Linked DNA regions of Homo sapiens: region 2 is linked to region 1. Evidence: chromatin loops called from intact Hi-C (ENCODE). Cell type or tissue: Caco-2. All regions are shown on one strand. Each heading gives the region's core, and the rest is flanking DNA. Links, peaks and the distances in the headings are about the cores only.

Evidence for each region. Hi-C counts contacts between places; a loop is a spot of excess contacts. Peaks named below come from ENCODE experiments on the same cell type or tissue, not always from the same donor. Only the 100,000 strongest peaks of a DNase experiment are listed, where the experiment ranks them.
Region 2: a loop joins it to region 1, with 3 times the contacts of the local background. A loop is called at or near these places in 2 of 110 quality-filtered maps.

Annotation. Positions count from the first base shown.
Region 1 is chr3:194,999,233-195,004,604 of GRCh38, forward strand. No RefSeq gene overlaps it. Among named protein-coding and RNA genes, the nearest start is that of XXYLT1-AS1, 93 kb to the right of the region's middle. In Caco-2, for the core only: a CTCF peak has its summit at 2,883 (motif pointing right); a DNase peak (open chromatin) is centred at 2,929.
Region 2 is chr3:195,067,608-195,072,979 of GRCh38, forward strand. XXYLT1 (xyloside xylosyltransferase 1) reads right to left here. Exons shown (of 4, transcript NM_152531.5): 4 at 677-2,504. The coding sequence ends at 2,108. Among named protein-coding and RNA genes, the nearest start is that of XXYLT1-AS1, 24 kb to the right of the region's middle. RefSeq lists an enhancer at 725-1,924. In Caco-2, for the core only: no CTCF peak of the experiment used is centred there; DNase peaks (open chromatin) are centred at 2,924 and 3,484.

The DNA.
Region 1 (5,372 bases), core at 114-5,113:
AGATCAAGTACAGTAGATGCTTAACAAGGTTGAGAGACTAACTCATTCAATCATTTATTCATTCAACCAAAAACTATTCATTGAACAACATTGGTGTGCCAGGCACTGAGCTCAGCAGATTGGTGAGTGGTGACCATTATTTGTGGGCCCTCCTGGACCTCACAGTTCCTTGGAAGAGACAGACATTAAATGTGCAATTCCACAAATTAATGTAAAGTTGCAACCATCACAACAGCCAAGAGACGGAGGTGGATAGAATGGTGAGAACTGGTCAGGGAGGTGAGGATGGATTCCCGAGGAGGTAAGGATTCAGCTGAGACCCGGAGGAGGCAGAGGCGTGCTTTCCAGCACCGCCCAGAATCCCCACATTCCCCAAACCCTCCCAGCCCTCTATGCACAGCTCTGAGTATGGAGGAAGAGCTGAGCGCAGCAAGGCTGCCCAGAGCTGGAACCCCAGACACGAGCCTAGGCCCACTCACCCACCAAGGGGCTGGGCTGGACACACTTACCCCAGAGCCCCAGAAGACCCCCACCAAAGGCTGGCTGTGAGCTAGCTCATTCAGCAGAGCCCATGTCATGTTTTTAAAAAGAGTGCTGTGGGGAAAAAAGAGAAAAAAATCACTGACTGTCCCCTCCACCCAACTACTTCTTCACTAGACATCTCATCCCTGGTGAATTTCTGATAATGCCGCTGGGTGTTTACAGTTTCCAAATGAGGCAGAGGGGCTGGTTCACTGCTGCCTGGGAGTCAACACAGGAGAAAAGCTGTCATCCCCATCTCTCTCGCAATCTCTCTCTCAAGGTTTATTATAAAATACCTGTCCCCCGCCCTTCCTCTGGATGGTAAAATAGAGCATCCTCTGCATTGAGTTTTAATCACCACTGACAACCAGCTCACTTCAAGGTCTAGAGTACACATCAGAACGATCTTACATAAAACAGGATGTTTTTTCAATGTCCGGGTCCTGCCCACTGCAGTGCAGAAGATGGTGCCTTCCCCCGGCTTTGGCTAGAGAGCATAGGGGTATGTTAACCTGGCTGGTGATGCAAGGAGAATCCCTTAGAGGAAGCTAGAGTGACAGGATGGGTTGATTATTTCAAACAGAGATGGTTTCATGAGACTGCATGCAAGAGTTAGAAAAGTCTTCTAGATTTTTTGGTTTGGAGGCACACCAGAAAGGAAAGGTGAGATCAGGGTACCCAGGTGGAAATCCAGGCTCTCCCCAAAACCCCAGGCTCACTGAGGCAGCCTGACACGCTACTCCTCTCAAAGTCTTAATTGCATTGTCTGTAATTTAAGGAGTTAGACTAGATTCTCTCTAAAATTTCTTCCAGTTTAATGCCCATGAGTCCTGATTAATTTTGATTTTGTTATGCCCCACTTCATATGATTCTTGGTGGCTCACAAAAATAAATTTGGCATAGGATTGTAAAGACTTATGCAAAGAAATTGGATGGGAAAGAAGAGTAAAGTGAGGACACTAAAATAAAATTAGCCTCTAAGCTGCATGGTAAGGTCCTATGCACTTTGTTAAAGGTGAGCCATATTTTTGCTTCTGAGCTTCCTACCAGCCAATGCAGAGAGGAAAATGTGATCAGTTTTGAGACCAAGATAATGGTAAGAAAAGACCAGTTTTCAGGAAAGCATCAACTCTTCTTGGTTCTAGGGCCTGAGGCATTTCTCACTTAGGTCTTTAAAGTGAAGGAATGCTGGCATGTTAGAGCACATTCTCAACAGAATCTTTTCAGGGAACACATTAACCTCTTTATAAGGCCCCTCAACGTGGCCAGTGACATAACTGCAAAAGCAGTGTGGTGAAATCAGTTTGACCTGGACCAAAAAGCTGCGATATAGATCTGGAGTTCTCTGGTGGTCTTTGTAAGCCGAGGGGAATAGCAGAGTAGCTAGGACAGTATTTCTCAAACCGAGGGGCTAAGGGCTCCTGGGGTTCCCCAGACATATTCTTGAGCCAGACAGTGCTGATTCGGAGCAGTTATCCTCAATCACGTTCATGTACATTTCAATAGAGGCAGAGGAAAAGAAACGGATCTGCCAAACGGCCACCTGGGCCAGTGGGCCATCTCCATCACAGTGCGAATTTAGTGTTAGTCAATATAAAGGGGCATGAGTGTGATGTGGGCATGCTCCTGCCACCTAACCCTGCGCCTCCATGCTGCCACAATCCCTGCTACTCAGTGACAACCGCAGACTCAAGACTAGCCGGCCTTGGTCTGTGTAAAGCTGCCTTTCTTAGCTCCCAATTGCCCCACAGAGTAAGGCTGAAATTCCTCTACAGGCTGTTCAGGTCTCTGTGTGATCCACACCACCTTCTCCTCTGGCTTCAACAGGGATGCTTCTCTATCCTCCCCCTCCCTCCCAATGTCAAGCCCTGACCCCTGAGTCAAACCATTGATTTGCCTTTGTGCAGACATCTTCCAACCTCTGAGTTCCCTTTGCCTCTCTCCCCTCCCAAGTTTCTCTTTTGACTTCCTCCCATCCTCCAAGGTCCAACCCAAAGACCACCAAAGTTAAGCCTTCCCCATTTTTCCAGCAGATGAAATCTCCCTCCCTCCCAGAGCACTTGGCCAATGTCACATCCATTGACACAACTCTTATTTCTGCTGGGCATGGCTGACTCAGTGAACATGCAGGATGAAGTACAGAGAAGCCTTCAGCCCACAAGAAGAATTTGGTTTCTTGGGCTTAGACCTGTCTTCTCGGCTTGACTGGGGGCTTCTTGAGGGCAAGAGCCCCAGCTCACAAGTCCCAGCCCTCCTGCCACATTCCCACAAGTTTTGCTAATGTCTGCAGAATTCACTTGCAGTAAGGAGGGGTGTGGTGTGGCTGCATCAGGGGAGAGGATGCCTCAGACAGCCAGCAGGTGGTGGGCTTGCTGGCTGGGCGAGCTGGGGCAGGACTTCTAATCCCTTTGTCACAGCTGGGCTGGCCTGGACAGTGGCCAAGGGCAGGAGGGGGAGGGAGGTTGCCTCCCCGTAGGTGAACACCTGACACACTGTGTGCTTATTGGCATTTCTTGCTGCACCTGTTTATTTAACCAAAGCATTCTGATCACAATGCCCATTAAACCTTGTTGACATATTTGAAATTCTGCATTCATGCAACTCAAGCGTCAGCCTTCCATCTGCCAGCTGTATCCTATATTAATTAAAACAGTGGATGAGGTAAACCCAGTTAATCCTCTGGGGGAGAGGTGGGGTTTGTTTTTCAAAGGGATACAGTTTCAGCTTACAGGGTGCATTGGTTTGCTTTTCAGAGTTCCAAATGGGCATTTGTTGTGCACACACTGTGCCCAGAACCTTCTGCTAAATACAGCCTTGCCCCTGATCACTCCTGAGTACTGAGGAATGAATGTGGGTAGGTGCAGTTGTGCATGTGTACATGCGTGAGCTATACACGTGAGCGTTTTGTGTGAGCCCTTGTGTTCATGTGGGTGTGAGTACCACATCTGCATCTGATCAACACCCAGTGACATGCCACCCTCCACGAATGCACTCGGCACACCAAGTTCCATTTGTTCTTTGTTATCCTTAAAGCACCAGGGAAGCTGTACTGCTCACATCAATCACTTGAGATTAAAAAAGAGACAGACTTTGTGTTTACTCCGAGCTCCCTGTGATGATCATTACTAAGACTTGTAATTTCCCTCCATGAGAATCTGGCAGGCTGGGAATACTTTCTTTTGATGGTTGGCAGCTAGCTCTTCATGGAAGAGCTTAGTTAATTCCTCCCAGGCAAGTTATGTGTCTCACTCTGAATGACAGTCTGGGACCACGGAAGGCAGGACCCCTGTGCACGACTCCGTGGGAGAGGTTTCACATGGGAGAGGAAATACAAGGGGAAGGAGCCTCCTGGGACTGTGCAGCACGGGGTCCCCAGTGGGAGGAGCGAGGCCTGGCAGTTGGGAGTCTGGGGTTGGGTCTGGCCGCAGGCCCACCATGTAATCTTGCAAAATTACCTCGTCTTGGGCTCTGCTTCCTCATTTGCAAAATGAAGAGATCGGATTGCATCATTTCTTAGGTCCCTTGTGTCTACAGGCTCTAGGAGTGTGCCAAGAAATGGAGTTGATCTGCTGGTTTTGGTGGGAACCACAGCCTCCTAAAAATGTTAGAGCCGGAGGGAACCTCAGCTCAACTTCTGTGCCTAACCTCCTCATTTCCCAGAAGCAAGTGACTTGTTCAAAGCAAGTCAACGCAGAAGAAATAGAGTATGCATTCTGGGATGGAAACAGAGCCAGCCCAGGTCCCTTGGTGAGGTTTTGAATGCATTTCATTTCCAAAAGGCAACCGAGATCACTTCCCCTCCACTTAGGTCAGGACTTGGCTCAGGCCTCACTCAGCTCCTTCCCAAACCCCTATTCCCTATCTGAGCTCCCCTCGTCCCAGCACCAGGCATTCATTTGTGTGGTAGCAGCTGGAATACTCAGGGCTCCTGGTACACATAGAGTGGTCCCCAGCCCCCGCAGCAGCACCCAGCAGCTTGTTGGAATGGCAGGACATTGGGCCCCACCCCAGAGCTTTCAATCAGATCCCCAGGTGGTCCTTCAGCTTGAGAGCTGCTGTTGCAGGACCACCTGGTCTCTCCTACTCTGTTCCACTCCCCTTCTCCCCAGCTAGACTGTGAGCTTTTTAAGGGTAGGTCACGCAGCTCATTCCTGTGTGCATCCCAGGGTTTGGAATGGTCCCTGGCGCAAAATAGGTGCTCATCAGGTATTGGATGAATACATGAGTGACATGAACCTGTGCAGGCTTCTTGAAGGCTGTGAACATAGCACCAAATCTGGAAGGGAAGACCGAGTGTTGATGGAGAGATAAAAGTGACGGTCTGCAGATAGCCTTCTCCCTGCCCTCGCTAGAGGCAGGGGGTCAGGACTAGCCTGGTTGGAAGGGATGACTGTGACACGAAAAAGCATGAGAGGAGGTAGAAGAGGAGGGAAGGGGAGGATATCAGGGAGTTGAATGATGCCACGATCAGAGTGTTTGGGACAGACCTGTGTACCCCGTTCATGTCCACCTCCCCTAATCTTACTTTCCTAAAGCAAACGTTCCCTATTTTCAGATGATTCTGAGCAAAGGCGAGGAGCATGATTGTTCAAAATGAGAATCTGAGTTCAGATCCCAGTCCCATTGTGTACATGCTGTGTGATCTCGGGCAAGTGACTGACCCTCTCCCCGTGTCCGTTTCCTCATTTCTAAACTGAGGATCACAAAAGAACCTTCGAAGGGTGCCCTGAGGATTAAATGAGATCGTATAATGCATTGCTACAGGGCCTGGCACAAGGAAAGGGTTCAATGGATGTGAAATGATCATAAGTGAAAGAATAAAATCTGATCACTAGCTGGCTGGAGACTGT
Region 2 (5,372 bases), core at 190-5,189, 68 kb after region 1:
CTCAAGAGATCTGCCGGCCTCAGCCTCTGAAAGTGCTGGGATTACATGTGTGAGCCACCGCGCCTGGCCCCTCTTTTTCACATTTTAAGTTGCTTCCAATTTTCTTCTACTATAAAAAATGTGATAAACATATAGTATATGACTCTGTCCACATCTCTCACATTTTCTTACAGTCGACTTTAGACATAATGACCTTCATGAAGTTTTCATAAACATTATCAATAGCGTAATAAATCCCCCAATACAATGGCTGGTGCACAGCAGGCATTCAAGAATTGTTACCTATAAATAGGAAATCAAGTAGGTGAGAGAACAGACCAATTCTGTCACAGCAGAGGGCTGGGAAAGATATCTGCTCCACCTCTTCAGGGCAGGATGTAACTGGGCAGTCTAGGGTAAGAGGGATGAGAAGAAATGGGGATGCTTTTGCTCCCCAGTGCAGGTGGACCTGCCAATACCTAGAATGAAATGATTCCTTGCTTTGAACCAAACATGCCAATACTACCCTCTCTGACACCCTCTCAGATGTGCCCTCTCCTTGGTCCTTAGGATCTCCTGTAAGCACTCATCTTCATCAGGGGAGGTGGGGATTCCAATGGCATTGAGTACACACTTGATTCAGAGCCTTCATGCAGCTGAAACTGTGATCAGAGAACAAACAACATGAATCACCATGTTCTCAAAGATGATTTATTGGCTATCCTCACTCATGGGAAAAAGAAAAACGTAAATGAAATCAAAACAAAACAAGATGAAAATTGATACAAATGGACCCCTGGGGCTTTCACGTCTGCAGCCTACGTACAGGAGGCCCCATCAAAAGAAATGACGCTTTAATTTCTGCTAAGGTCTACGGTCTAACGTGGTATGATAAGGGGATTTTTTAAACAAAGAAACTAGAATGCTTACTAGCCCATGAGTGACATGTCTTCCAAGCCCACATGGTCACACTTGGGAATTGCTGGGTTCCTTTTTGGTTTTTTTTTTTTTTTTGAGATGGACGTCTCACTCTGTCGTCCAGGCTGGAGTGCAGTGGTGTGATCACAGCTCAGTGCAGTGAACTCCTGGACTCAAGCCACCCTCCCACTTCAGCCTCCCAAGTAGCCGGGACAACAAGCACAAGCCACCACACCTGGCTAATTTTTAAAATATTTTGTAGCGATGGGGGCCTCCCTGTGTTTCCCAGGCTGATCTCGACCTCCGAGGCTCAATCGATACCCCCACCTCGGTCTCCCAAAGTGTTGGGATTACAGGCTTGACGACTGTGCCCGGCCTGGGCTTTTTGGAATGAGTCTTCCTGGTCCCGACAGTTCTCCTGCATGTCCTTGTGGTGGCCAGTCTCTGTTCTTTGATGACGAATTTGCTTTCTGAGTAGAGTCTGGTCACCTGGAGCTGGTTTGGTGGAATAAAGGACAATGGGGTTCTAGGATGTAGCTGGGAGATACAAGCTGTGAGTACTCTAATAATGAGATAAGTTTTCTTATGCAGGCCCCAGTTGGTCCTGAAGTCCTTCCTCAAAGAGGCGATCCTGAAACCTACACCAAGTGACGTGAGCATCAGGAGAATGCGCGTGCAGCAGCCTCCCAGGGTGAGTATGTGATGGGCTGGCATTCGTTTGGAAGCTTAGATACTGGGCTGGTCATTAAAACCTTGGCTTACCTTACCCGTTTGGGGCTCGATGGGTGCTAAAGCAGTTCTGTTTGTACTTTCTCGAAAAATGGAAGGCTGTCAATTTAAATTAAATTTATATTGGTCCAAAAAAGGCCGGGTCTAAAGGATTTCCATTCCTCAGAGGCAGACAGCAAGGGGGACCCTTTCTCCCCTTCCTTCTCTTCAAGTGCTTGCTTCCCAGCCCACTGGACATGCGTGTCCTTTGTGTCGCCTGCTCCCTGGAGGAATAAGGTCCCAAGCACCAGCAGTGCACAGGCCAGTCCTTGGCGGGTGGCCTCAGCACAGTGACCTGCCCGGCAGGAGGTCTCAGCACCTTAATCACAGGACTTCCCTGCGGTGTCTCTCTAGCGGGTCAGACACTGCCCTTGGGTCTGTCCCAAGGAACCCTGTCCTTCCCCCAGATCTGGAGGCCCCGGGGGCAAGGCACGGGGAGCGCCTAGTCCTCCGGGATGGGAGTGTTGCAGTTCCCGTGGTAGATCTTGACGTGGCCCTCACACCTGAAATAGGCCTCGAAGACGTCACTGTAGCCATGGTCCCTCCACCAGGTGCACAGCTGCCGGTTCCAGGTACAGTCCAGCACATGGAAGAGCTTGGGGTGCTCCATGCCGATCATGGTGAAGAAGTCCTGGTCCCCGAGGTGGCCGCGGAAGTGGTACTTGTCGGCCAGCTGCTGCACCTGCGCCGGCTCCAGCAGGCGGCTGTAGAGCGGGGACTGGCGCATGGCCTCCAGGTTCAGCAACATCACCCCGCTGTTGAAGCCCGGCAGCCCCTCGGGGGGCGGGCCCCCAACCCGGGTCTGGGGGTTCTCATGGCGGAACTGCCAGAATGTGTGCCTGTGGAGAGAGAGGACAGAGTTAGTCCGGTGTGCAGGGGAACCAGCCTGCCGGCCTGCTGCCCTGGGTCTTCACAGCCAGCCTGCATGCAAACACTGCCACATTCCGGGGTGCAGAATCCGCATCACTACACCAGCAAGTGGCAGAGCTGGGACCTGAACCCAGGGCTCTGGACCCCAAGCCTCAGATTCTTTCTACCATCCTCTGCTACGTCCTCACCACAGCCAACATTGATATTATTGACTGAGGATGTACCAGGCGCCATACTAGACCGGCTTACTTACTCCCCACACAACCCCAGGGGATGGGTGCTCTGAGATGATACATCATTTCACAGCCAAGAAAACGGACGCACAGAGAGGTCAAGGTATTTGCCCAAAGTCACACACCTAGTAAGCAGCAGACGCAGGGACTAAACCCAGACAATCTGGCTCCAAAGTCCACATTCTTAAGATAGCAGCAATCTAGGTAGAACTTTCCACCCCCTTGTCTTCACCTGTGATCTTGAAAAGGAGAAGGGAGAGAGAAGCAGGGGACACAATCCTGAACAGAGATCTCATCAAGACGCAGGCAGCTGAACCCTGACTGGAACAGAACTGTTTTCTGCTTTAGAACAAGGCTCATTCATTGAGCCCCAAGCCTGGCACTTCAGAAAGGCTGGGCAGGGGCTGGGGGCCTGCGACAGCCCAGGGCACACCATGGGTTAGGGTGAAAGACAGCTGTAGAAGAGCCATGTAGGATGATGTCTACTTTAGAAGGAATGTCACTTCAAGTTCAATTTTTCTCTCAGCAGATTTAGAAACCAATCTAGGTTCATAGTTCAGGGAGTGTTAGCCTCTTCTAGGTCCTCTACCCAAATGCTTCCATCTGGAGGGGAGAAGAAAGACCTAGACACCTCCCTGTGAGGGCCAGGGTTAAAGCGCTGCACTGTCCTCCAGCCTCTTTAATAGCTAAGCCTCATGTGTGCTGCAAGGGGTGTGCAGGTGGAGGGGAGAGGCGTCCAAGCCCACACCCACAGAGGAGGGGCCACAGCAATCGTGCCGGTGACCTGGAGGAAGGAGGACCATCAGGAGGCCCACTGTGGCAGGGACAGGCGTGGGAGTGGGTCCTCACGGGGAGGACACATCGTGGCAGAACCAGCTCTGCCTCCCAGCCTGGAGATGCTGCCCCACCGGCCCCCGCAGAGAGACTTCCCCACCCAAACCCAGGATAGGATCTGCGTGATGAAGCAGAAGGTACGGGGGAATAAAACCGGAGACCCTGCCCAGGGTGGCCCTGAGGGGCCACTTCTCAGCACCAGCACATTGCTCCGCTTCTGGGAACGGAGGAACCTTCCTCAAGGTCTCACGTATCACAGAGAGTGCCAAGAGTCTGATCCTGGCGAGGGGGAAGCATTCCCTCCGGACATTCTTACAGGGGAATCCACAGGGCCACTGCTTGTGTTCTGCTGTGAGTGGAACCGAGCTCTGGTGCCTGCCTGGTGGTAACAGCCTTGGCAAAAATAAGCTTCTCAAGCAAACTGAGATGCTGTCATCTTGCCACAAAAGTCTGCGGTGATAGGGTCACACAGGGTTGGGATGCAGTGTGGCAGCTGTGTGTTCATTTTACCCTATTTCTTCCCAGTGGTTCATTTCAGGACCAGGTTATAAAGCAGCTAAAATTCTACCAGGCAGACCAGGGCACCATGACATCAGAGAGGAGGGACCCTCTGACTAGGGGCAGTGGGTGCTTTACCACCAAGGAGCTCGATTTACCCTTCGAGGGGTGGGAACGAAGCGTTTACCGAGGTGGAGCAGAGACCCAAAGGGAGGGAGGGCACGAGAAGCAGGGAGGCAGGACCTGTGGCCGCCGAGGTCCTGGACTACCTCATGCTCCACGGAGCCCACGTGTCCATCTTTCTTTACTGTCCAGAGTACCCAGGAGGGAGAGGACTCACCCAGCTGGGGGTGTGGCCCGTGCAGTCTCTTGTGTCCACAGGACCTCACAGGGCACCAGCACAGCAGGGCCACAGGAAAGATCACAGGGCTGATGAGGAACGATGGAAAGGCAGGCGTGGGGTGGACCGTGCAGCTGTCGACACCGGGTGGAAGCAGGGGGCAGGACACTGAGGACACGATGCTGCACCTGCAGATTCACTGAGCCCTCAACCTCCCCACCAGATCTACTGTGGGGTTGAGTGAGGAGCAGGAACCCGGAGAGGCTCAGGTGTCTTTTTAAACGGCTTTACTCCTAGCAAGTGGGGAGCAAAGAGGCCGCCCACTGTTCCAGGTATCCTTACCAACCTCGGCAGGAACGCTCCCAAATCTTCTGTGTCTGCAGCAAGGAGGAGCAAACAGTGAACTAGCACTGAGCTCGCTGGGCTCAGGAGATGGGGGCCGCAGGCAGAGAGAAGAGGACAGAATATGCCTCCAGGAGAAGGCCACAGCACAAGTGGCTCTTTGGGGACAATGCTCAGCACCACCACTCAATCAGGATGAAGAGGTATTTGATGATGGTCAGAAAGGACTGGTCTGGGCATCAGCCTGAGAAGGAAAGGAGGGACAGGAAATTGGGCGTGCAAGCTGCCCCGTGTGTGTGCTGCAGCAGAAACACAGCCTGAAAAGGAACAATGACTGTCCCCACCCAAAGCGATGTTCAGGGGGCCCTTGTTCAAGGCGTCCCTACTATCCCCAAATGAACCCAGAAAGACAGAGCAGTCACCTAAGGGAATGGTGGGTTTCTCTGGCTTCTGTGTCTGCTGGTTCTCGTAGAGGAATCGCATCAGCCTCGGGGTAGAAGGAATGGTACGGGGTGTGGACAGTATTGGAGCTCGTGCGAGGAACTTCTATCCCATGGCAAAATGGCCTAAACAGGCAGTACCGCCAATCC